Regions from separate parts of the Homo sapiens genome. Here regions 2, 3 and 4 are each linked to region 1. A link is a contact called in ENCODE Hi-C or POLR2A ChIA-PET data. All regions are on one chromosome and are shown on one strand. The core of a region is the stretch at or near the end of the contact, and the rest is flanking DNA. Distances in the headings are between cores, read along the strand shown.

The links. Hi-C counts contacts between places; a loop is a spot of excess contacts on that map. ChIA-PET counts read pairs that join two places held with the same protein, here RNA polymerase II (POLR2A). Pooled maps may share reads with other maps.
Region 2: a loop to region 1 is called in a map of CD8-positive, alpha-beta T cell, with 13 times the contacts of the local background. The contact joins the promoter of PSKH1 here to the promoter of SLC12A4 in region 1. A Hi-C loop is called at or near these places in 3 of 168 maps with a recorded cell type or tissue (CD8-positive, alpha-beta T cell and naive thymus-derived CD4-positive, alpha-beta T cell), 10 of 37 single-sample maps with no recorded cell type and 24 of 50 pooled maps. POLR2A ChIA-PET finds 5 or more read pairs at or near these places in 9 of 52 experiments (CD8-positive, alpha-beta memory T cell, H1, HEK293 and 6 more).
Region 3: a pooled map shows a loop between it and region 1 (5-fold over the local background). The contact joins the enhancer-like site here to the promoter of SLC12A4 in region 1. A Hi-C loop is called at or near these places in 1 of 168 maps with a recorded cell type or tissue (endothelial cell of hepatic sinusoid), 1 of 37 single-sample maps with no recorded cell type and 10 of 50 pooled maps. POLR2A ChIA-PET finds 5 or more read pairs at or near these places in 8 of 52 experiments (A549, H1, HepG2 and 3 more).
Region 4: a loop to region 1 is called in a map of CD8-positive, alpha-beta T cell, with 2.7 times the contacts of the local background. The contact joins the promoter of NUTF2 here to the promoter of SLC12A4 in region 1. A Hi-C loop is called at or near these places in 1 of 168 maps with a recorded cell type or tissue (CD8-positive, alpha-beta T cell), 4 of 37 single-sample maps with no recorded cell type and 17 of 50 pooled maps. POLR2A ChIA-PET finds 5 or more read pairs at or near these places in 7 of 52 experiments (AG04449, H1, HepG2 and 4 more).

What each region holds. Positions count from the first base shown.
Region 1 is chr16:67,966,964-67,973,245 of GRCh38, forward strand. SLC12A4 (solute carrier family 12 member 4) reads right to left here and starts at 1,674. Exons shown (of 24, transcript NM_005072.5): 1 at 1,476-1,674. The coding sequence starts at 1,590. RefSeq lists silencers at 567-626, 1,137-1,466, 1,597-1,926.
Region 2 is chr16:67,888,542-67,894,550 of GRCh38, forward strand. It overlaps PSKH1 (protein serine kinase H1), which reads left to right and starts at 4,713. Exons shown (of 3, transcript NM_006742.3): 1 at 4,713-4,830. It also overlaps a transcript of NRN1L not described here. RefSeq lists silencers at 4,450-4,509, 4,840-4,959.
Region 3 is chr16:68,062,007-68,068,539 of GRCh38, forward strand. It overlaps DUS2 (dihydrouridine synthase 2), which reads left to right. Exons shown (of 17, transcript NM_017803.5): 9 at 4,311-4,376; 10 at 4,560-4,630. Among named protein-coding and RNA genes, the nearest start is that of NFATC3, 20 kb to the right of the region's middle. Within about 2 kb of position 2,870, at least 25 of the 41 ENCODE cell types and tissues checked have a DNase peak (open chromatin) inside an H3K27ac peak, as active enhancers do.
Region 4 is chr16:67,845,116-67,851,022 of GRCh38, forward strand. NUTF2 (nuclear transport factor 2) reads left to right here and starts at 1,818. Exons shown (of 5, transcript NM_005796.3): 1 at 1,818-1,870. CENPT (centromere protein T) reads right to left here and starts at 2,578. Exons shown (of 16, transcript NM_025082.4): 1 at 2,286-2,578. RefSeq lists silencers at 1,304-1,573, 1,774-2,123 and an enhancer at 2,594-2,703.

The DNA.
Region 1 (6,282 bases), core at 424-2,923:
CCTGCCCACTGGTCCAGGCTGATCCTGGGGATGCAGCCCAGTCTACCCTCTGGGGAGAGAGGTCCTCCCAGGGTTAGGGAAGCAGGAATGCTGGCTTTTGCTTTGACCACTTGAATCAAGCTAGGGGCAGACAAGGGCATGGAGGCTGGGGCACTCACACAGCTGTCAAGCCTGTAAAACCTCTGCAATGTCCAGCAGCCCATGCCACTGTCCTGTGCTACCTCTGCACATGGCAGTCAAGTGATACACACACATAGCCATCATTCACATTGGGCATGGATCATCTCAGTCGTGTCACCATCACAGATGGATCAGAGGTCCAGACAACGTCACCTGACACGTGTCAACCACACACTTCCTACATATCTCCATCATGATCGGTCACAGATATCACAGGCATTTATCATCAGTCAAATCACCATCCTCATCACTGTCAACCCTGCAGGAAACAGGGGCTGTGAGAATGCCCTGACCTGAACCAGCCTTCACCCTGTGATACCCACAGCTACACACTTGTACAAGCACAATTACACATGCATATGCCACTACGTACACAGACACATGTCCTCAGCCGTGTTCGTGCTCCGAGGGTGGGCCTTAACAAGAACAGCCCTCTGGGGGGCCTCCTGGGGTAGGAGATAGAGAAAGGGCTGTGGAGAGACGCGGGCACCTGGGAGGAAGGAGGAGGGAGATGGGGCTTACCTCTCGGCCCTGGCACCTAAGTTAAAGAGTTAAGGTGCTGGAATCTCAAACCCAGGCTTGACTGCCCCTGGGCAAGTTATATAACCGCCACCCCTCCCTTCACTGCTTCCTAATGAGAGTAACAGTACTTATCCCAAGGGTGATGCTGGAGGATTAAACGAGTTAACTCACTTCAAGTGCCTAGACACGTCCGGCTCCATGTGAGTGCTTCACTGAGGCCCACTGTCCCTACAGATCTACACCGGCGCACTCACGGGCAGTTACCCATAGACCCCCCAGTAGGCACACTCTGGCCAGAGTGCAGGTAGGCGCAGAGAGGCACACGGAGGGGTTTGGGCAGTTGGGGAGCGGATCGTCTCAAAGGCAAAGACGCTGAATCTCAAATGAGGAACCGAGGCGAGAAAAGGATGTGGGATTCACCGAAGTTGAAGGGCCGGGAAGGGCCTGAGATGGGGTCTCGGCCCTGTCCCCAAGCCGGGCGGCCCGGCCGGCTGGCCTCCCTGGGCGGCCACGTCTGCAGCCCCCGCCCGGGGCCCACAGGGGAGGAGCTGGGGTGGAGAAAGCGGCCGGGCGCGGGCGCCGGGGGCCGAGGAAAATCGTGTCTGCGCGCGCAGGGCGGGGAGCCAGTGGCAGCGGCGCGGTCCAAAAAAAGTTGAGTCCGCACCGACGTGTGCGCGCAAGGTCCCGGGATAGGTGCGGGCGCGGGCCCGGGATGGCGGCCCCGGGTGGCAGGCCCCGCTGCCCCGCCACGGCCCCTCAGAACGCGCCCTCACCGTCCGAGTCATCCAGCTCGGCGCGCTCCCCGTAGTCCACCCAACTGAGCCCCTCGAGGTTGTCATAGTCGCCGCGCCTCGGCCCGTCCACTGGCACCACGGTGAAGTGAGGCATCGTGCGGGCTCGGCCCCGCCGCACCCGCCGTCCCAGCCGCCCGCCGCTGTCCCCGCCGCTGTCCCCGCCGCCCCGGGCCGACACGCCCCGCCCGCTCGCATTCCTCCCCGCTGCGCTCACTTCCTCCGCCCGCCCCCCGGGCCGCCCCTCGGGGGCGGAGAGCGGGAGGGGCTCGGCCGGCTCCTCCCAGAGCGGGGGCCCTGGTGGCGGGAAGACCCCTGGGCGGGAGCACTCCTAGTGGCTCCACGGCCTGGGGGCGGGCCCGATTCCTGTGTGACCTCGGGTGAGAGGCCGCCCTCTCTGAGCCCCAGATGCAACATTTGTAAAATGGGGGAAACACACTTCCACCTCGGGGTTGTTTTAGGGCTCCGTGAGATGGGTCGCGGAGTGTCCTGGCTCTGCGCCCTGGGCTTACGAAGCGCTCTGTTACTTAGGGACGGGGCAGGGTAGGCCGGACCGGCCCAGGACTGCAGAAGCCACCTGCCCAGGGCCTCCCACCAACCCCGTATACCTCCTTCCCATTTCCAGCGTCTGCATCCCATTTCTCCGCGACCCTGGGAACCAGACCCCCGCGAAGGTCCCGTCCCAGCCCTGGGCCCTCTAGCTGCAGCCTCTCCTGTTGGAGGCAGCTGGGGATTCTCGGTCCCTCCCCAGGGGCTGCTGCGTCCTCCGCAGGAAGAACACGCACACCCACCCTTCCCCGCCCCGCTTGCCTCGCTTGCCTTTTTGGGACAGTGCACTGGGTGCTGTAGCCAAGTCCCTTCATTTTAACTTTCTCTATCTCGCCTCCTGGGTGTTCCTCTATCCAAGCCGTTTACTTATTTGCTTTTAACGTTTCTTTCACTTTCTTCTCCACTGCTTCAGATTACTTATCTAGCTGGCTTTACTATTTTTTTCTCTATCAGAAAACCCCAGAGCCCATCTTACTTGTCTATCTCCACTCTTCTCCCTCGCGTGGCTCGGGTGGCGTCCTCTGACTACGCCTACTGCCAGCCTCCAGCCCTTGGGGTGGGGGGTACGGAATCAGAGCCGCTGGGCCCCGCAAGACGACCCCCGAGCTTACCACCCTCTGACCCCTCCCCCAGGGCCCCCGCAGCGGGCCCGCCGACCTGACCCCCCCGCCCCTCACGCCACCTTCGGCCGCCCACAGTAGCGGCCTTCCTACTGGACTCCCTGCCCTCGCCCCTGCTCACGTAGAGCCGCCTCTTCTGAAGGAAAATCCTACTAGCTCCGGGCCCATAAGGCCCTGCCCAATGCGGCCGGACCCCGACCTCTGCAGGCGCATCCCTCGCCACCCACCTCGCAGCCTCAGCCCTTCAAATCTCTCTCTCTCACCTGAGACCTATAGTTTCTGGGCATCACCCACTGTTCACTCTGGGGGACATCTACCTAGCCTCTGTCCCTACCCTCACTTATCAAATTCCTGATCCAGGCCTGGCGCGGTGGCTCACGCCGGTAATCCCAACACTTTGGGAGGCTGAGGCGGGAGGATCACCTGAGGTCAGGAGTTTGAGACCAGCGTGGTCAAATAGTGAAACCCCGTCTCTACTAAAAATACAAAAAAATTAGCTGGGCGTGGTGGCGGGTGCTTGTAATCCCAGCTAGTTGGGAGGCTGAGGCAGGAGAATCACTTGAACCCGGGAGGCAGAGGTTTCAGTGAACCGAGATGGCGCCATTGCACTCCAGCAAGAGCGAAACACTGTCTCAAACAGACAAAAAACCTCCAAGGCCGGCCTGGTGGCTCAAGCCTGTAATCCCAGAACTTTGGGAGGCCAAGGCGGGTGGATCGCCTGAGGCTGGGAGTTCGAGACCAGCCTGGCCAGCATGGTGAAACCCCGTCTCTAATAAAAATACAAAAATTAGCTGGGTGTGGTGGCAGGTGCCTGTAATCCCAGCTACTCGGGAGGCTGAGGCAGGAGAATCACTTGAACCACGGAGGCAGAGGTTGCAGTGAGCCGAGATAGTGCCATTGCACTCCAGCCTGGGCAACAGAGCAAGACTCTATCTCAAAAACAAACAAACAAACAAAAAACCTCCTGATCCAGGAGGTCTTGGTGGGGAGCACCACCTCCCCTCAGATTTCTCAGACACATGCCCTGCCACCCCACCCCACCCCTCATCTGGACTGGGCTGCCCTGAGCCTTTCCCTTCATAGTTCCCATTGCAGGCAGAAATGGATTGGTGGAAATCACTGATTAAGATTCTATCTATACTGTGGACTTTGCAAGGGCAGGACCCTGTCGGTCTTGTCACTCTGGTATCCTCAAAACCTGGCTGGCCCCAACACATTTTTTTTTTTTAAGATCTTAGAGGTGTTTGTTTGTTTGTTTTAATTTAGAGAGAGGGTCTTGCTCTGTCACTTTGGGCTGGAGTGCAGTGGTGCAATCACAGCTCACTGCAGCCTCAAACTCCTCAAATGATCCTCTCCCCTCAGCCTCCCAAGTAGCTAAGATGCCACCATGCCCAGCTAATTTTATTTATTCATTTCTCATAGAGACAGGGTCTCACTTTGCTGCACAGGCTGGTCTCAAACTCCTGGGCTCAGCGATCCTCCCACCTTGGCCTCTCCTAAAGTGCTAGGATTACAGTCGTGAGCCACTGCTCCCGGTCCCAACACATTTTTCAAATAAAGAATGAACAGGTGCCCTCTTAGTCTACCTCTTTGCTCTGCAAAGTTTCCGTATAGCTCCCACCCTGGCACTGCACACCCTGCAGCCTCAGGGGTAGGGTGGGGTGTTGTGCCAGGGAGATAGGCCACTAGAGCCCAACTGACAAACACAGAGGGGACGATGGGGAACTCCGAGGCCAGTACACATCTTCTCCAATATCACAGCCATCACAGGAAAAATAACCTCACAGGCCAAACTCAAAAGACATTTGAGGAGCATAGACATTAGGCCGGGCGCGGTGGCTCACGCCTGTAATCCCAGCCCTTTGGAAGGCTGAGGTGGGCAGATCACGAGGTCAGGAGATCGAGACTATCCTGCCTAACACGGTGAAACCCCGTCTCTACTAAAAATATAAAAAAATTAGCTGGGTGTGGTGGCGGGCGCCTGTAGTCCCAGCTACTGGGAAGGCTGAGGCAGGAGAATGGCGTGTACCCGGGAGGTGGAGCTTGCGGTGAGCGGAGATGGCGCCACTGGCACTCCAGCCTGGGCGACAGAGTGAGACTCTGTCTCAAAAAAAAAAAACCATAAATCAGGAATATCTAGAATATCTAGATCGAAAATTCAAAATTCAGTTGGGAGTGGTGGCTCCCACCTATAATCCCAGCACTTTGGGAGGCCGAGGCAGGCAGATCACCTGAGGTCAGGAGTTCGAGACCAGCCTGGTCAACATGGTGAAACCCCATCCCTACTAAAAATACAAAATTTGGATGGGTGTGGTGGCAAGCACCTGTAATCCCAGCTACTTGGGAGGCTGAGGTGGGAGAATTGCTTAAACCTGGGAGGTGGAAGTTGCAGTGAGCTGAGATGGCACCACTGCACTCCAGCCTGGGCAACAGTGCAAGTTGCCTGGGCAACTGCACTCCAGCCTGGGCGACAGAACAAGACTCCATCTCAAAATAATAATAATAAAAATAAATAAATAAAATAAATAAATAAATAAAATAAAACAATTAGCCTGGCGTGGTGGCATGTGCCTGTAGTCCCAGCTATCTAGGAGGCTGAGGCAGGATAATCACTTGAACCCAGGAGATGGAGGTTGCAGTGAGCCAAGATCGGGCCACTGCATTCCAGCCTGGGAGACAGAGCGAGACTCTGTCTGAAAAAGAAAAATTAGCCAGGTGTGGTGGCACATGTCTGTAATTCCAGCTACTCCGGAGGCTGAGGCACAAGAATTGCTTAAACCTGGGAGGCGGAGGTTGCAGTGAGCTGAGATCATGCCACTGTACTCCAGCCTGGGCGACTGAGCAGGACTCCGTCTCAAAAAAAAAAAAAAAAAAAGCAGGCCAGGCACCATGGCTCATGCCTGTAATCCTAGCACTTTGGGAGGTCAAGGTGGTTGGATCACCTGAGGTCAGGAGTTCAAGACCATCCTGACCAACATGGTGAAACCTCGTTTCTACTAAAAATACAAAAATTAGTTGGGCGTGATGGCAGGCACCTGTAATCCCAGCTACTTGGGAGGCTGAGGCAGGAGAATTGCTTGAACCTAGGAGGTGGAGGTTGCAGTGAGTCAAGATCGCACCATTGCACTCCAGCCCGGGCAACAAGAGCAAAACTCCGTCTCAAAAAACAGAAAAAAGCATGTGGTGGTTAACTGCTTAATGGGTATAGGGTGGGTGCCTGGGACTACAGGCACACACTACCATGCCTGGGTCTTACATTTCTGCTTGTTCTTTTTCTTTCATTTTTTTTTAAAGACAGGGTCTCTGGTGGGCGGAGTGGCTCATGCCTGTAATCCCAGCACTTTGGGAGGCCAAGGGGGGAGGATCACCTGAGGTCAGGAGTTTGAGACCAGCCTGGCCAACATGGTGAAACCTCATCTCTACTAAAAATACAAAAATTTGCTGGGTGTGGTGGCGCGTGCCTGTAATCCCAGCTACTTGGGAGACTAAGGCAGGAGAATCACTGGAACCTGGCAGGCGGAGGTTGCAGTGAGCTGAGATCTGGCCATTGCACTCCAGCCTGGGCGACAAGAGCAAGACTCCATCTCAAAGAAAAAAAAAAAAAAAGCATAAGGGGGTTA
Region 2 (6,009 bases), core at 3,463-5,962, 75 kb before region 1:
AAGGGCTTTGTGTGTTTTATCCTAGAGCTGGAGGAGAGGGGTGGGCTGATAGCCAAGCTGGCTGGGCCCTGGGCACAGCTGCCCAGGCCAGAGCATCATGGTGATGGTGTTTCTCACATTTGCAGCACCGTGGACAAGGAGTACCTTATTGTTCTGAGAGAGCCTGGGGGATGGATGTCCTGAGCCCAGTCCCCTCTGCATTAATATATCTCTTCACCTAAGGACCTCCCTCCTGCTCTTCTCCAGAGCCCAGACCAGCACATAGTAAGGGTTCAATAAATATTTGTTAATTAATGCGCTGAATGTCTGTAAAACAGGAGTGTTGTGTAGATTTCTGAGTGCCATCAACCCTGGAATTCATATTCCTTTTAACCCTCACAACAACTCTGTAAGGTCAGGATTATGACCCCCCCTTATATTTTATTTTATTTTTTGAGACAAGGTCTCATTCTGTCACTCAGGCTGGAGTGCAGTAACTCAGTCCTGACTCACTGCAGCCTTGACCTCCTGGGCTCAAGCGATTCTCTAGCCTCAGCCTCTTGTGTAGCTAGGACTATAGGTCTGTGCTACTAAACCCAGCTAATTTTATATTTTTGCAGAGACAGGGTCTCATTATGTCACCCTGGCTGGTCTCGAACTCTTGACCTTAAATGATCCTCCTCCCTCAGCCACCCAAAGTGTTGAGATTACAAGCACAGAGCTATCCTCATTATATAGCTAAGAAAAATGAGGCTTATGGGCCGGGCATGGTGGCTCATGCCTGTAACCCCTGCACTTTGGGAGGCCGAGGCGGGTGGATCACCTGAGGTTGGGAGTTCGAGACCAGCCTGACCAACATGGAGAAACCCTGTCTCTACTAAAAATACAAAAAATTAGAATTAGCTGGGTGTGGTGGTGCATGCCTGTAATCTCAGCTACTCAGGAGGCTGAGGCAGGAGAATTGCTTGAACCCAGAAGGCAGAGGTTGCAGTGAGCTGAGATCATGCCATTGCACTCTAGCCTGGGCAACAAGAGTGAAACTCCATCTCAAAAAAAAAAAAAAAAAAAAAGAAAAATAAAAATGAGGCTTATGGCCCAGCGCAGTGGTCCATGCCTGTAATCCCAGCACCTTGGAAGGCTGAGGTGGGAGGATAACTTAAGGCCCTGTCTAAATAAATAGGCCAGGCATGGTGGCTCAGGCCTATAATCCCAGTGCTTTGGGAGGTCGAGGCTGGCGGATCACCTGAGGTTGAGAGTTCGAGACCAGCCTGACCGACATGAAGAAACCCTGTCTCTACTAAAAATACAAAATTAGGCCGGGCACAATAGCTCATGCCTGTAATCCCAGCACTTTGGGAGGCTGAGGCAGGAGAATCGCTTGAACCCAGGAGGCGGAGGTTGCGGTGAGCCGAGATCGTGCAGTTGCACTCCAGCCTGGAAAACAAGAGCGAAACTCCGTCTCAAAATACATAAATAAATAAGCAAGTCAGGCATGGTGGTGCATGCCTGTAGACTCAGCTATTTGGGAGGCCGAGGTGTAGCGGGATTTTAAGGAATCAGAGAGACCAGTGGGGTTCAGGAGGATATTTATTAATTATTTAGGTGCATCGGCCCAGTCAGATTAACATCCAAAGGACTGAGCCCTGAACAAAGAGTTAAGTTACCTTTTAAGCATTTTGTGGGGTGGGGGGAGATCTGTGCAGGGGGAAGCATATTACAGAAGCAAGAAACAAAGACAGTTATTAAATTAATTGAGACATGCATTACATCATTTCTTTTTTTTTTTTTTTTTTTTGAGACAGAGTTTCACTCTTGTTGCCCAGGCTGGAGTGCAATGGCGTGATCTCAGCTCACTGCAACCTCTGCCTCCCGGGTCCCGGTTCAAGCAGTTCTCCTGCCTCAGCCTCCTGGGTAGCTGGGATTACAGGCACGCGCCACCACACCCAGCTAATTTTTGTATTTTTAGTACAGACAGGGTTTCACCATGTTGGCCAGGCTGGTCTCGAACTCCTGACCTCGTGATCCGCCCGCCTCGGCCTCCCAAAGTGCTGGGATTACAGGCGTGAGCCACTGTGCCCGGCCGCATTACATCATTTCTTACTTTTCAAGGAGAAGCATGTTTTACGACTTGAGTTTATCTGTCTAGTGACCTTGTAACTGCACAGCTAGTGAAACAGGGTCTTCACAATGCCTGGGAAAGGAGGAGAGATAAGGCTTCCTAGCCACAGAAAAACAGGCAGTTAATTTTTAAAGAACTCCAGCTCTTTCTCTTTCTCAGGGGGAATTGGGTTTTCTTACATACAACTGAGTTTCTACTTACACATTCTTTAATTTCTTTTAATTCCTGTTCCAGAGGCAGGAGGATCCCTTGAGCCTAGGAGTTCGAGGTTACAGTGAGCTTTGATTGCTGCCATGCACTCCAGCCTGGATGACAGAGCAAGACCCTGTCTCTATTAAAAAAATTAAAAAGGCCAGGTGCAGTGGCTCACGCCTGTAATCCCAGGATTTTGGGAGGCTGAGGCCAGTGGATCACCTGAGGTCAGGAATTCAAGACCAACCTGGCCAAAATTTAAAAAATAAAATGAGGCTGATGAGGCAGATGTCTTGCTTAAAGTCAAACAGCTCTGGAAGTGTCAGAGCTGGGATTTGATCCCAGGTATGTTTGGCACCAAAGTCTATACCCTTAATTATTGCACTAGACTTTTGGAAACAATTTTTTAACTTTTTTTTTTTTTTGAGATGGAGTTTTACTCTTCTCGCCCAGGCTGGAGTGCAATGGCGTGATCTCGGCTTACTGCAACCTCTGCCTCCCAGGTTCAAGCAATTCTCCTGCCTCAGCCTCCCAAGTAGCTGGGATTACAGGCGCCTGCCACCACGCCTAGCTAATTTTTGTATTTTTGGTAGCAATGGGGTTTCACCATGTTGGCCAGGCTGGTCTCCAACTCCTGACCTCAGGTGGTCTGCTCACCTGGGCCTCCCAAAGTGCTGGGATTACAGGCGCGTGAGGCACCGCGCTGGGCCACCATTGTTCTTTTTAAATGAAATCTTGTAAGAAACCTTACTACGGCTGGGCATGGTGGCTCACGCCTGTAATCCCAGCACTTTGGGAGGCCGAGGCGGGCGGATCACGAGGTCAGGAGATCGAGACCATCCTGACTAACATGGTGAAACCCCGTCTCTACTAAAAATACAAAAAATTAGCTGGGCACAGTGGTGGGCGCCAATAGTCCCAGCTACTCGGGAGGCTGAGGCAGGAGAATGGCGTGAACCCAGGAGGCGGAGCTTGCAGTGAGCCGAGACTGCGCCACTGCACTCTAGCCTGGGTGACAAAGCGAGACTCTTTCTCAAAAAAAATAAAAATAAAAATAAAAATAAAAATAAAAATAAAAATAAAGAAAATTAACCGGGCATGGTGGCAGGCGCCTGTAATCCCAGCTACTCGGGGAGGCTGAGGCAGGAGAATTGCTTGAACTTGGGAGGCAGAGGTTGCAGTGAGCCGAGATTGTGCCATTGCACTCCAGCCTGACAACAAGAGCGAAACTCCATCTCAGGAAAAAAGAAAAGAAAGAAACCTTACTACATAAAATAGACAACAATTTTTTTTTTTTTTTTGAGACGGAGTCTCACTCCATCGCCAAGGCTGGAGTGCAGTGGTGCAATCTCAGCTCATTGCAACCTCTGTCTCCCAGGTTGTAGCTATTCTCCTGTCTCAGCCTCCCGAGTAGCTGGGACTACAGGAGCCTGCCACCAAGCCTGGCTAATTTTTGTATTTTTAGTAGAGACAGGGTTTCACCTTGTTGGTCAGACTGGTCTCAAACTCCTGACTTCAGGTGATCCACCTGCCTTGGCCTCCCAAAGTGCTGGGATTACAAGTGTGAGCAGTGGCGCCCAGCCGACGACAATGTTTTATTGGTGTTAATTTATTTTTAGGTTTAAAGTATAACATTAGCTTATACAGTCAATCAAAGACAGTTCCATGTGCAAAGTACATACTCAATAAAGATTTGAATACAGAGCTACTGAAATGGGGAAGATGGATGGAGGTTACAATGCACTTACCATCTGCAGCACCTATTTTAACCCCTCCAAGTTGGGTTGACTGTAAAGTGAACCAGTTCTGATCCTATAGAGAAGTCATTGTGAATGGTAACAATTTTTTAAAAATCCGCTTGCTTTTCAGACTCGGCATATAAATTAAATTAACAACAACAAATAACCATGAGTCCAGAAGTTGGCCCAAGATTGACTTCACCTATCTACAAATTAACCCTTTGCATCTCTTCTTTGATGGAGGCCAAATTCAACACATGGAGTGTTGAAATTATTCTAAGTGCAGTTTTAAAAAATAGATTTTGTTAATGAAAATTAAGTCTATCCTTTGCGGAGTTCCAGAGGCACTTCCAGAAACCTCTGTTGGAAAGCATTGTTTACCCAAGCTCGCATTACAGAGTCCCCTTTCCCCCAACCAGAAACTTGAAACTTTCTCCCTATTTCCCGCGATCCTTCCTTTTTCTATCACCGACCCGTCTCGCAGGCAGCGGTCAAGTTACTTTGAGCGACAAATAGACCCACCCCTTCAGGAGAGTGCCCGTCCCCGCCCCGAAGAGGTTGATTGGCAGGCCACGCTCGGAGATCCGCCAGCCGCGTAGCCCAGTTTCGGGAGAGTCCGCCCCCGACCCGCCCCCGACCCGCCCCGTAGGCTTGTTTTGGCGTCAGCTGCGCGCTGTGATGACGCCACGACGCTAACGCCCGAGAATGGCGGCGGCGGCGGCGGCGGCGGCGGCCGCTGCCATTGCCCGGAGATGGCCGGCAGAGCCGCCGAGACGCCGAAGAGCCCGCCGCCCGCGCGAGGTGAGGCGGCCCGGCCCAGGACGACGGCCCGACGGGCGGGAGGGGCAGCCGAACTGTGGTCGTGGTCGCTTTCTGGCGCTCCGGGGCCTGCCCCTGGTCAGCCTGCAGCGTCGGCCCGTGCCCCGTGCGCCAGGGCCTACAGGGTTGGAGAGCAGGCCGGGCGATGGCTGCTCGGGTTCCCGGCGTCCGAGTCTGGACTGGCCTCGGAACGTGCTGTCGTGCTGGATAGCCCGTCTCCAGGCCCGCTTGGGCCTGGTGGACGTGGTCGGTTGCCCTGCCTGCTTGCTGTTCAGCCGCCCCGCGTCCAGAGCGGGTCAGGTTGATCCAACCTGGTTGTCCTTGTCCTTACTGCCTTCTCGCGCCCGGCGCCTACTCCACACCCCTCCTTTGCGTCTGCCAGGGGCCGGCGGGGCAGCTGATCGCTTCCTTGTGCAGGCTGGGAAATAGCAGGTCTGAGTCCAGCTGGGTTGCTTGCTTGGCAAGCTTGTCATTCCTCTACCTGCAAGGGGAAGCCTAGTCCCCCACACTTAGTCCCCCTCCATAAAGCGGCTGAAGTGATAATTCCCACCTGAAAATCTGAGTAAGTCCTTCACTGCCTGAAACTAGTTCCTTAGTGCCTTCAGGACAAAGGCCGCACTTCTTAGCAAGGCATTCAGGGCTCTTCGTAATCTGGTGAAGGTTTAACCAGCCAATCAACACCGGAGCACTTCTGTGCTCCCTTTACGTAGTTTATTGTTGTTAAAACGTGTGGCGCTCCTGTTAGCTCTGGTTTCATACCTTTGTGTTTTAGTATTACTAATTTTGAGACAAGGCCTCTATTGCCCAAGCTGGAGTGCAATGGCTCATTCATAGCTCACTGCAGCCTTGAACTCCTGGACTCAAATGATCCTCCCGCCTCAACCTCCCGAGTAGCTGAGACAAGAGGCACTCCCCTCCACGCCTGGCTAAGTTTAAAATTTTTTGTAGAGCCAGGGAGTCTGGCTTTGTTGCCAGAGCTGGCTTCAAGAGACCCTCCTGCCTAGGCTCCTAACATATTGAGATTATTAATACAAGCGTGAGCCACTGTGCTTGGTCCCCTTGTGCTTTAGATAACGCAGTTTTCTCAGTTTGCTATACACTGCCTTCCACCCCACCGACCACCTACCAGTGTTGGAAACTTACATCTGTCCTATAAAATCC
Region 3 (6,533 bases), core at 1,620-4,119, 96 kb after region 1:
ATAATGTGCCTTTCTTTTTTTTGAGACAGAGTCTTGCTCTGTCACCCAGGCTGGAGTGCAGTGGCACAATCTCAGCTCACTGCAACCTCTGCCTCCAGGTTTCAAGCAATTCTTCTGCCTCAACCTCCTGAGTAGCTGGGATTACAGGCGCCCACGACGACGCCTGGCTAATTTTTGTATTTTTAGTAGAGATGGGGTTTTGTCATGTTGGCCACGCTGGTCTTGAACTCCTGACCTCAGGTGATCTGCCCATCTTGGCCTCCCAAAGTGCTGGGATTACAGATGTGAGCCACTGTGCCCAGCCATAATGTGCCTTTCATTTGATCCTGAAACCCCTTGAAGTAGATAGGATTGGCAGTTATCTCCATTTGATCAAGGACAATAGACTAAAGCACAGAGAGAGAAAATAATTTGCTTAAGATCATATAGTAGGCCGGGCGTGGTGGCTCATGCCTGTAATCCCAGCACTTTGGGAGGCTGAGGCGGGCAGATCACAAGGTCAGGAGATCGAGACCATTCTGGCTAACACGGTGAAACCCAGTCTCTACTAAAAATACAAAAAATTAGCTGGGCGTGGTGGCGGGTGCCTGTGGTCCCAGCTACTCAGGAGGCTGAGGCAGGAGAATGGCATAAACCCGGGAGGCAGAGGTTGCAGTGAGCAGAGATCGTGCCACTGCACTCCAGCCTGGGCGACAGAGCAAGACTCCGTCTCAAAAAAAAAAAAAAAAAAAAAAGATCATATAGTAAATAAGTGGCAGGCAGAGCCAGCTTGTGAACTATAGTCTCTTCTGACTCCTAGTGTCAGCACCCTCTCCAGTAGCATCTCAGGTTCAAGGTGCCTGGGTATAGTTTATAAGTGTCAGGTCAATAGGCACCTCAACTTGGAAATCTCCAGTTAAGACACTTGTGTGCAGGGTGGAGTGGAAGTAGACATCTTGGATGTCAAATTGGTTTCCACACCTAGGAGAGGGGGCCCCAGCAGGGAGGATGTGGTTCACAACATGAGCACACAGGCATTTTTGTTATCCTCCAGCCTCCTCTCTTCTCAGACCCAGGCTGTTGGCTCTGTCCTCTCTACTGCCCCTCTTTGAATAAGGCAGATTTCATCCATGAGGCAGCAGAGATACACTCAACCTCAGAAGCTTAGTTCATTTCACTACTTCTCTGGTTGGGTACTCAGATGGGCCAGGTTGGACTGATAGATGGGGTTTGCCCCATGGTAGGGAGGTTGCAGGCTTCCACAACAAAGCCAGATGTGGCTTAGGTGTAGGGGCTGGATTCAATTCGGGTCCAGACTGTGTTGGCAAGCTGGGTGACCTGGGTGAGAGCTTTGCGGGTCCTTCCAGGCTTGGCGTTTTAGGCCCGTGGTTCCATCTGTGGGAGTATCTCAAGACCACCTCTAGAAATTTTCTCAAGATTCTTGTTTGGGGTTATGAAAAACTTTGGAAATACATAACATTGGTGGTTGTACAACATTGTGAATGTAATTAATGCCACTGAATTATACACTTAAAAATGTTTAAGATGGCAAATTTCATGTTATATATATTTTACCCCAGTTAGAAATAAAGGATGCTATCTGTTGAGAATTCTGCAGACCCTTGGGGTGAGTAGGGGTGGAGAGTGGGATATCAATCTCTTTGAGAAAGCTTCTACCAGGTAACTCTGATATATGCTCCCTGGATTAAGAACCTCAGTTTTATTTTATTTTTTTAAATATTTATTTATTTATTTTGAGAGGGAGTCTTGCTCTGCTGCCCAGGCTGGAGTGCAGTGGTGCGATCTCAGCTCACTGCAACATCCACCTCCTGGGTTCAAGTGATTCTCCTGCCTCAGCCTCTGAATAGCTGAGATTACAGGCATGCACCACAACACCCGGCTAATTTTTGTATTTTTAGTAGGTACGGGGTTTCACCATGTTGTTCAGGCTGGCCTTGAACACCTAACCTCAGGTGATCTGGCCTCCAAAAGTGCTGGGATTACAGGTGTGCGCAGGGCATCCCCCTTGTGTACACTGTACTTGGGCCATGGCTGACAATTGGCAGGGCCAGGACATGAACTCAGGTCTCAGTGCTTTCCAGGCCTATGCTTTCCTATCCTCATCTGCTGCCTCCCAGAAACCAGGGGAGTGAAGGAGACTGCTTTTCTTCAGTTGGCCAGTGGGTCTATTGAGGCAAGCCTGCTTGTAGGTAGATGTGCTGTTCCTCTGCTCAAATATGGACTTGTCTCTCATTCTTTCTCCCCAAAGACTTGGATCTGGAGAGTTGGTGTCCAGGAGAGTGTCATGCTAGAGCCTGGCCAGAAGACAATCTCTAGTTGCCATTTCCCCTCAGTGTGACCCTTGCAAGTGCCTAGGGTTTTTGGTTACCTAATTTCCTTCCTAGTCCTTAACACACACATGAAACACACAGAAATACTGAAGAAAGTACTGAGAGCTACTTGGATAAAATAGCAAAAGGAAGTTCTACAAGACAGAGAATTGGATCAGACCAGCTGGTGTTGCTTAAATCACCAAATGTCAGAGGATTCTAAGTGAGCACTTGTAATGGAACCTTTTAGAGATGTTGCTCTGAGCATGAAGGATGGGACTAGAATGAGAATTTTTATTGTATTTCTTGATGAACCTGTCAGTCCCGCCCTTAAAATGTAAGTGCCTCTTTAAGGCCTGCCAGGGTGACCCTAAGACCTCAGGCCAAGTCTGCCTCCTGGAGCAGCACCTAGAGACTGTTCCTTCCTGCCAGTCCCTGGCATTTGGGCCAGCAGGTCCTGTCTTGCTCATGAACTGTCTGTCAGTCCAGCCTCTTGATCTGATGTCTTCTGGAATGGCCTGCTTCATCCTGTCCCTGATAGGCCTCCACTACTGGTTTTTGCAACCTGGCTCTCTGCTGCCCCCGCCTGTCTAGAATCAAGACTGGCAGCAGCCACCTAGATATCCCCCTGCTCTGCTAGGCAGAGATCCAGTTCTTGGAAGAGGGTTCTTGGGATCATCTTTCCTCCAGCTTGCCTGGCCTGAAATTTCTGATGAGGGAAGAAGATAGCAATGACACAGACATGCAGTGTCATCTACACCTCTCTATCTCTGATTCTTGTGTGGTCTGGTCTTGCTACCTCCCTGTCACTTTCCTGCGTGACTTCTTGATCTTTCTTTGAAATCTTTTGCAATTGCTATGTGATAAGCACTTTTAAATATGTGCTTATCTTATGAGTATGTTGTCTTTTCCTTTGCCAGTTTCACTCATGTATGTCTGACTGCCCTAAAGAGGAATGCAGGCCCCCCTTAAGAGCCTTCCTGTTCCCTCACCCTGTAAGTCCTGGAACAACACTTAGGGAACATTCCCTTCACCCAGGAAAGAAGCTGTCTGCCCCCCCGCTTTTTTTTTTTTTAATAGAAACAGGGATGGGCTAGGTGCAGTGGCTCAAGCCTGTCATCCCAGGACTTTGGGAGGATAAAACAGGTGGATTGCTTGAGCTCAGGAGTTCGAGACCAGCCTGGCCAACATGGTGGTCCCAGCTACTCTGGAGGCTGAAGTGGGAGGATGGCTTGAGCTAGGGAGGCAGAGGTTACAGTGAGCCAAGATTGTGCCACTGCACTCTAGCCTGGGAAACAGAGCCAGACCCTGTCTCAAAACAAAACAAACAAACAAACAAACAAAAAGGAAACAGGGTCTTGCTGTGTTGCCCAGGCTGGTCTCAAACTCCTGGCTTCAAGCAATCTTCCCACCTCAGCCTCTCAAAGTGTTGGGATTACAGGCATAAACCACCACACCCAGTTAGCTATGTGTTCTTTTTTTCTTACTTTTTTTTTTTTTTTAGCCGTGTGTTCTTAACCAAGGCTAGGCCTCAGAATGATTCTGAGGACGGGCTGGAGTGTGTTGGGCAGAGCCTTTTGAAAACACACATTCCTAAGCCCTTCCCCTAGAGACTGACTCAGGAAATAATAGTGTGGAATTCAAGAGTGTGTATTTCTTCAGTTCTCCAGATAATTCTGGTATTTGTCCTGGCAAAGGCTCAGTGAGCTGCACACAGGTGTACACGCGTACCCATTCACTCACTCATTCAGTATATTTGACAAATATGTGTATACCACTAGGTGCCAGGCAGGTGCTGGGGCTCCAGTATAGAACAAAGGCAGGTCCCTTGCCTCATGGAGCTTATGTGTGTATGTGTGTAACAGACACACACATGCATTCACACATATGCAAACTGTTCATGCCACCGGAATGCACAGCCTGTAGCGGAGTTAATTAGTACAGGCAGAGTGATGGTTTGTTCCAGAAGACATAGGTGCTCTTGTGTTTTCCTTTCTGCAGATCCTCAGCACTCTTGTTAAAGGGACACGCAGACCTGTGACCTGCAAGATTCGCATCCTGCCATCGGTAAGGATGGTGTGTTACATATGAAGGTCCATTCTCTCTGGTGATGTTGGATTTAGGTTTGTGAACGATTCTTGAGGTGCTAAATTAGGCTTGGAGGAGAGAGTAGAGCTGAGCCTACTTTAGGAGGCAGCAGCTGCTCCTTCTGGAGCTTCAGTAACCATCCTGTGTGGTCCTCCTCCTCAGCTAGAAGATACCCTGAGCCTTGTGAAGCGGATAGAGAGGACTGGCATTGCTGCCATCGCAGTTCATGGGAGGTGAGTGGTCACCTTTCTAGTGACTGGCAGGGAGGTCCTAACCCATCTTAGTGATCCTTCCTTAATTGATCTGTCACCCCAAGTGACAGCCAATTTCTCTTCTACATATTCAGCCTACCTCTGCCTAGCTCTTTGATATCTTATGAGTCTGGAGGGCAGGCAGACCCTGAATGGGCTTTTGCATTTGCCTTTCTTTCATTCATGGAGTGCCTATTGAGGGTAGGTACTGAGGTTTAGAGACACAGAGAGACTAAGAAAGGAGAAACACCTCTACTATCAGGATGTGTAAATGCTAGAGATTGAGTAATTTGCTCAAAATCATACCATGCAGCCAGTACGTGGTGGAATTCTGACCCTCATGAGAAAAATCTCATTTATTTCCTTCCCTCCCTCCCTCCCTCCCTTCCTTCCTTCCCTCCCTCCCTCCCTTCCTTCCTTCCCTCCCTCCCTCCTTCCTTCCCTCCTTCCTTCCTTCTTTCCTTCCTCCCCTCCCCTCCCCCTCCCTTCTCCCCTCCCTCTCCCATCTCCTCCCCTCTCCCCCCTCCCCTCCCATCTCCTCCCCTCTCCCCTCCCATCTCCTCCCCTCTCCCCTCCCATCTCCTCCCCTCTCCCTTCCCATCTCCTCCCCTCCCCCCTCCCCTCTCCTCTCCCCTCCTCTCCTCTCCTCCTCTTTGTCATTCTGTCACCCAGGCTGGAGTGCAGTAGCGCAGTCTTGGCTCACTGCAATCTCCATCTCCCGGGTTCAAGTGATTCTCCTGCCTCAGCCTCCCGAGTAGCTGAGATTACAGGTGCGCTCCACCATGCCCAGCTAATTTTTATATTTTTAGTAGAGACAGGGTTTCACCACGTTGGCCAGGCTGGTTTCAAACTCCTGATCTCAGGTGATCTGCCCACCTTGGCCTCCCAAAGTACTGGGATTACAGGCATGAGCCACCAGGCCCAGCCTCATTTTCTTTCTATTATATTGAGCAATGACTTCTCCCTTGAATAATCCCAGACAGACTGCTTTGTTTATGTGTTTTTCATTGTTGTTGTTGTTTTTTGAGACAGTCTTGCTCTGTTACCCAGGCTGGAGTGAAGTGGCACAATCATAGCTCACTGCAGCCTCAAACTCCTGGGCTCAAGTAATCCTCCTGCCTCAGCCTCCTGAGTAGCTGAAACTACAGGCACATGCCACCACACCTGGCTAATTTTTTATTTTTTTGTAGTGACGGGATCTCCTTATGTTGCCCAGGCTGGTCTCAAACTCCTGGGCTTAAGTGATCCTCCTGCCTCAGCCCCTCAAAGTGCTGGGATTACAGGCTTGAGCCACCATACCCAACCTATTCTTTTAAAGGCTCTGCCTCTCTTGTCTGCATTTGTTGGACTGCCAGCTGTCACAATGACTAAACAATCCTTCTAGCTGTAGCTAATGTACTCTATGCTGAGAGCTGAGGTTCTGAAGGCCACCCTTGGCTTACCATTCACACTTGTTCCCTGTGTCCAGGATGTGATTTTGTACAGCATCTCAGGTCAGTAGACTTGGGCCAGAGGGACCTCTCTTCTCTGAGTGATGTTCCTTTGGGCTTAGGGGTCTTATAGGAAGAGCCCAAGTTGTTGATTGTGCTCTTACAACATTTTCAGAGAAGGGAACCCAGAACTCCCTTCATACAAAGCAGAGCAAAGCAGAGTTGCTTGGGTTGAAGCCAGGAGGGAGGAGTACACACTTGTACACATATGCGCCTTCCCAAGGCAGCAGGCTTTGGATTCAGACTCCCTGGTTTGAGATCCCGGCTCTGCTGCTTGTTAGCTGTATATCCTTGGGAAATCACTTAACCTTTCTGAGCACAACATTCCTTGTTTAGAAATTAAGATAATTTCTACTTTATAGGGTTGTCCCAGGGCTTTTATGAGATTGTGAATA
Region 4 (5,907 bases), core at 568-3,067, 120 kb before region 1:
GGGGCAAGGATTACATTGCTTTTGTCTATAGCTCCAAGTAATTTAGCTCAAAGCCAATGTCTAAAAGTAAATGCCTTTAAAGCTCTGGGTTTACTGTGGGTGGTGGGGCACAAACGGAGACTTTCAGACCCCATAAAATATGACTCCCTTCTCTTTCTTACTTATGGACAAAGCCATCTGCCTGGGGACTTGTCTGTGGCAACATGCTGGGATGGTCCTAAAACTCAAGTCTCTGTTTCCCTTCTAGTCCCTTAGCACTGAGTTGGGAAAGTGGTGGGGAAGGAGTGAGACATAGGTTGTGTAGGTGGCTGGTTGGGGGATGGACTGGACCTCTGTCTTCCTAGGGTTAGATCTGGCTGGTAATCAGGTGGTGGAAGCACTGCAGTGCCCTTTGTTGCTCCTATTGGGCCAGTCTCACATCTTCCCGGTCGGAGCAAGGCCTTTTCCAGGATCCAGCCATGCTCTTCAGTGTATCCTTGAGCTCCTATTTATTGAAGGGACTTCTGCTGTTTCTGCATTGGCTCCCTTGAGGCTCTCAGCAGTACTCCCTGGACCCTCCCTGGTGTCTGGAGGTTATGGGCAGTGTTTTGGCTTCTTAGGGAGAAGAAGACAGTTCACAGAGCAAGGGAGATCCCAGATGCAGATGTATAAGCGGGGCAATGCAGAGTTCTCACTAGCTGAGTAATAAGCATCTAGTCAGGCAAAGTGTAGTGTTGACAGACCTGAGATTTAAAAAACAGAAGTGTGGTCCGGTCTTACCAGCCATCTCTTGGAGGGGTAGCCTGTGGGTGGGGGAAGGTGCAAAACTCTTGTGGAAGAACAGGAGTACTGAGAGACCTCCGGCCAGGAAGGAAGGCTAGGAGTTGCCTGGAGAGGCCTTGTAGCCATTTCCCTTACCTGTGGTACCCCAAGTTGGCTGCAGATCTCTTTGCCAAGCACAGGTCTGACCTAGAGACTGGCCTTACCACAAATGTTTGTGTTACCAAGAAAACAAATGGGCGTTGAAAGGAAAGGGCAATGGGTAGGAAGAGAACTATTTACAATCTGGTCACTTAAATCACAGCGAAATTTTGGGTAAGTCAGTCATTTCTCTTTCCTCATTAATAAAAATGAAACACTTAGCTGCTCTATCTGCTGCAAAAAAACCTTACAGAATGTTTTGGGGGGACCCCTGACTGTAGAAGTTTGAGGGTAACCTCTCCAACCAAGCCCCACCTGAGGGACATTTGAGTCTCCGGCCCAAGAATAGCCTAGCCTGCTCGAAACCAGCTTTGGGCCCGACTCGCCGAGGTGCAGGCGCACGAATGTTGGGATTGCAGGAGCTGTGCGTTCCGCCCGGGCTGGTTAAGGCCACACAGCTCGGAAGAGTAACAGCGGCAGCCATAGCCCCAAGGGGAGGGGGTTTCGTGAGCGGAAACGGCCCAGGGGCCCAGGGAGGGGCAGCTGGGCCAGCTTGGGGCCGGGCTGGGCTCCCACGGAGGCGGGGCCAACCCCCACCCCAGTGCACAGACTGGGCGGGGCCGAGCCAGCTGAGACCAGGAGACAACTGAGCCCTGACCCTAGCCTGGCGCCAACCTCTAGTGTTCCAGAGGCTTCCGCTAGACCACAATTCTCAGGGGCTTGCCCCGGCAGCCTCCCTCCCTGGCTTAGCCTCACCTCCCGCGCTGCGGGCCGTGTCTGGGCCTCCGCGCATAGCACGCCGGGAATTGTAGTTTTCTCTCGGCGCGCTCATGCCGGAAAGGGGGGGCGGTGGGACTGCGTCTCCCAGAGTGCAGCGGGGCGGGCGAAGGAAGGCAGGGGGGAAGGGACAGTCGGCCGCAGACCGCGCTGGGTTGCCGCTGCCGCTGCCGCCATCGTGCCAGCCCCTCGGGTGAGTGTCGGGGCCAGCACGCCGGGGCGGGGGCTGGGCCGCAGGAGCCGCTCTCTGGGCTGCCGGGAGGCTCCGCTGAGAGTCCCCGGGCGGCCCCTCCCCTCCCCCCCCCCCGGCGGCCCGAAGCCGCGCGGGGCCCGGGCCATGTGTCGCGCGCGGCTCCGCCTCCCGCCGGTCCTGTGAGGCGGCGGCCGGGGGTAACGCACAGAGAGCCAGCCGGGCGCCTATCTGGGCCGTACCGTGCTGGTGGCTGGTGCACCGGCCTGCGCCATGGCCAGGCCTTTTTCTCTAGTCAGGACCGTCCGGATGGGGCCTTAGGGCCCCGCCCCGTCTAGCCTGGCCCGGCCTGCGCGAGCCCCGCAAGCTCTGCAGGCTGGCTAGCGGGCAGACCCCAGCCCCACGTCCTGCTACCCACCTACGAAGGATCCGGGGATGGGCAGCGCCACCCGGCCCGCTCCAGAGTCAGCATGGGTAAGGGCGCCCGCCTGCCGCAGCCGGGGCTTGGGCCCCTCACCCTGTTCCCGACCATAGCCCGGCCGGGGTGTAGGTGAACGCCCCCTCCTTGTCTGCCCCTCGGAAGTGTACGTTTCTTACCGCGCCCTTTGTGGAGCCCGGACTGGAGTTCTCGCAGGGAGGGCAGGGTCAGGGAATATGAGGCGGGAGGGGATTCCACGGGAGACTTTATCCCTGTCTTGTCTTAGAGGATCTGGGCCTGATGGGGTGAGGCGGCTCCTGCCGGGTAGGCCCAGCCCACGCCCTTCTCTATCAGTGACCAGGCCCCAGCAGCAACACAGAATTGCCCCGCAGGACAGGATGACTTCATAAGAATGGGATGTTAAGGTGGGACTTAATGCACGGGAAGTAGAATTCAGGCCTGAGGTTCTTGAGCCTAGTGCTAAACCAGAACCTGGGCTGGAAGGGGCTTTGGGGGGTGGGGCACGTAGATTTCAGACTTTGTGGGGCCCTCCCGAAGCCTGGGTGGCAGAACTAGGGCTGGAAGCTCCAGAAAGTCTGGCTTCCCCTCACTTGCTTGCTCACTTCCCAACAACTGGAGCTGCCTGTAAACAGGCAGGAACCTGGTTGCTTTATGAAATTGCCCTTACTGATGCCATCAGAGACCCTACTGAGTTCTGGGGGAAGAGTTATCTTTGACCAAAAAATACTATCCTGATATCCTTTGTAAAGGCGCTTCTGATTGAGAGATGGTAAATTAAGGAACCAGTCCAGAGAAGACCTTGGGACTAGGGGAGAGATGGCATGTAAAGCGTTGATTTCTCTGAGCCGCAGTCTTTCCAGAGACTAAAGAAGTAGCTCAGGCCTGGCGCGGTGGCTCACGCCTGCAATCCCAGCACTTTGGGAGGCCAAGGCCAGCGGATCACCTGAGGTCCGGGGTTCCAGACTAGCATGGCCAACATGGCAAAAGCGCATCTCTACTAAAAATACAAAAATTAGCTGAACGTGGAGGTGCACTTCTGTAATCCTAGCTACTCAGGAGACTGAGGCAGGAGAATTGCTTGAACCCGGGAGGTGGAGGTCGCAGTGAACTGAGATCATGCCACTGTACTCCAGCCTGGGTGACAGGGCAAGACTCTGTCTCCAAAATAAAAAAAGCTGGGTGTGGTGGCGTGCACCTGTAATCCCAGCTACTTGGGAGGCTGAGGCAGGAGAATCGCTTGAATCCGGGAGGCAGAGGTTGCAGTGGGCAGAGATCATGCCACTGCACTCCAGCCTGGGCGACAGAGCAAGACTCTGTCTCAAAAAAAAAGAAAAAGAAAAAAAAAAAAAGCAGCAGCAGCTCAATCTCTGCAGCTCTGGCCTCAGGAGCAAGCAGAATATCAGGTCTCTTAGAAGGGCTGATTGAGACCCAAGGTGAAGAAAGCCACTGACCCTGCATATTTTTTTCTTCCTCCTTGAATATTTTCCCAGGTAATGTTTTTCTGTTCATTTCTGGTCACTTCTTCCAAGTACTCTTGACCTAGAAGTTTTCTTGCATATGAATTGCTCTGCCTAGTTATTCTCCCTGGTCAGGAAGAATAGGCAAGAATGCTGCTCAGATTTTACCAAGCCCTGCCTTCTCTCTGGATGTAACTTTCCTAGTCCATATCCTGGCCCATGAGGACATGGAAATCAGGTTCATCCAAGAGGCTCAGGAGAGGCCAACTTTGCCAGTGGAGCTGGGCAATAAGGAGGGACTACCCACAGGACAATGAGGTGAAATCTAGAACTAGAAGCAGTTATTTCAAGACCCTGTAGATTGTCTGCGTGGGTACTTTCTAGGACACAGATTTCAGGTGAGCTGGCTTACGGCTATGGCGTAGTTTGCGTATTTCATGGCCCTGGGTGACTTGACCAGGAGAGTTTTTGTTTTTCTCTCGAGACGGAGTCTCTCTCTGTCACCCAGGCTGGAGTGCTGTGGTGCGATGTCGGCTCACTGCAACCTCCGCCTCCTGGGTTCAAACGATTCTCCTGCCTCAGCCTCCCTGGTAGCTGGGACTACAGGCGCACGCCACCATGCCTGGCTAATTTCTGTATTTTTAGTAGAGAAGGGGTTTCACCATATTTGTCAGGCTGGTCAAACTCCTGACCTCAGGTGGTCTACCTGCCTTGGCCTCCCCAAAGTGCTGGGATTACAGGCATGAGCCACTGATCCCGGCCTAATTTTATTTTTATTTTTATCTATTTATTTATTTTGAGACGGAGTCTCACTCTGTCACCCAGGCTGGAGTGCAGTGGTGCGATCTCTGCTCATTGCAAGCTCCGCCTCCCGGGTTCACAGCATTCTCCTGCCTCAGCCTCCCGAGTAGCTGGGACTACAGGCGCCCACCACCACGCCCAGCTAACTTTTTGTATTTTTAGTAGAGACGGGGTTTCACCGTGTTAGCCAGGATGGTCTCGATCTCCTGACCTCGTGATCCGCCCGTCTCGGCCTCCCAAAGTGCCGGGATTCCAGGCGTGAGCCACCACGTCCGGCCTTATTTTTATTTTTTGCAGTGATGTCATCTCCATATGTTGCCCAGGCTGGTCTCAAACTCCTGAGTTCAAGCGATACTCCCACCTCAGCCTCCCAAAGTGCTGGGATTACAGATGTGAACAATTGCCCAGTGATCACAAGGGTTTTCTTCAGGGACAAAAAGATACTTTTCCTTCTCCAACGTTACTCAAGAGTAGGAGGAATTCAGGTCCCTCCCTCTCATTCCAACCTCTAGAAGTTCCCTGTAACTTCTTTTTTTTTTTTTTGAGATGGAGTCGTACTCTGTCTCACAGGCTGGAGTGCAGTGGCGCGATCTCGGCTCACTGCAAGCTCCGCCTCCCGGGTTCACGCCATTCTCCTGCCTCAGCCTCCCGAGTAGCTGGGACTATAGGCACCCGCCACCACGCCCGGCTAATTTTTTGTGTGTTTTTAGTAGAGACAGGGTTTCACCATGTCAGCCAGGATGGTCTCGATCTCCTGACCTCGTGATCCACCCGCCTTGGCCTCCCAAAGTGCTGGGATTACAGGCGTGAGCCACCGCGCCTGGCCGTTCCCTGTAACCTCTTTGTCTGAGGTCAGCTAGCCATTGCTAGGCATCCTGATCCTGAGAATTCGTTAAATGTTTCTGGAACTTGGCGGGCCATCTAGGTCTCAGATATAAGAGAAGTGGCCTGAGGTTCTCCAGGATCTATCTGCATCCTCTATTCATGTAGGGCTGACTTGGAAGTGGGACCTGGCATGCGGTGGTTGGGATATTGCCGCACAAGGATGAGGCAGGATACAAGATGCCTCAGTTCTCAATTAGCTCAAAATTATGTCCCTTCGTGTATAGGAGCCTATCTGCCTATCACTATTTTTTTTTGAGACAGAGCCTCGCTCTGTTGCCCAGGCTGGAGTGCAGTGGTGCAATCTCAGCTCACTGCAACCTCCGCCTCCTGGGTTCAAGCAATTCTCCTGCCTCAGCCACCCGAGTAGCTGAGATTACAGGTGCCCACCACCACACCCAGCTAATTTTTGTATTCTTAGTAGAGATGGGGTTTCACCATATTGGCCAGGCTAGTCTTGA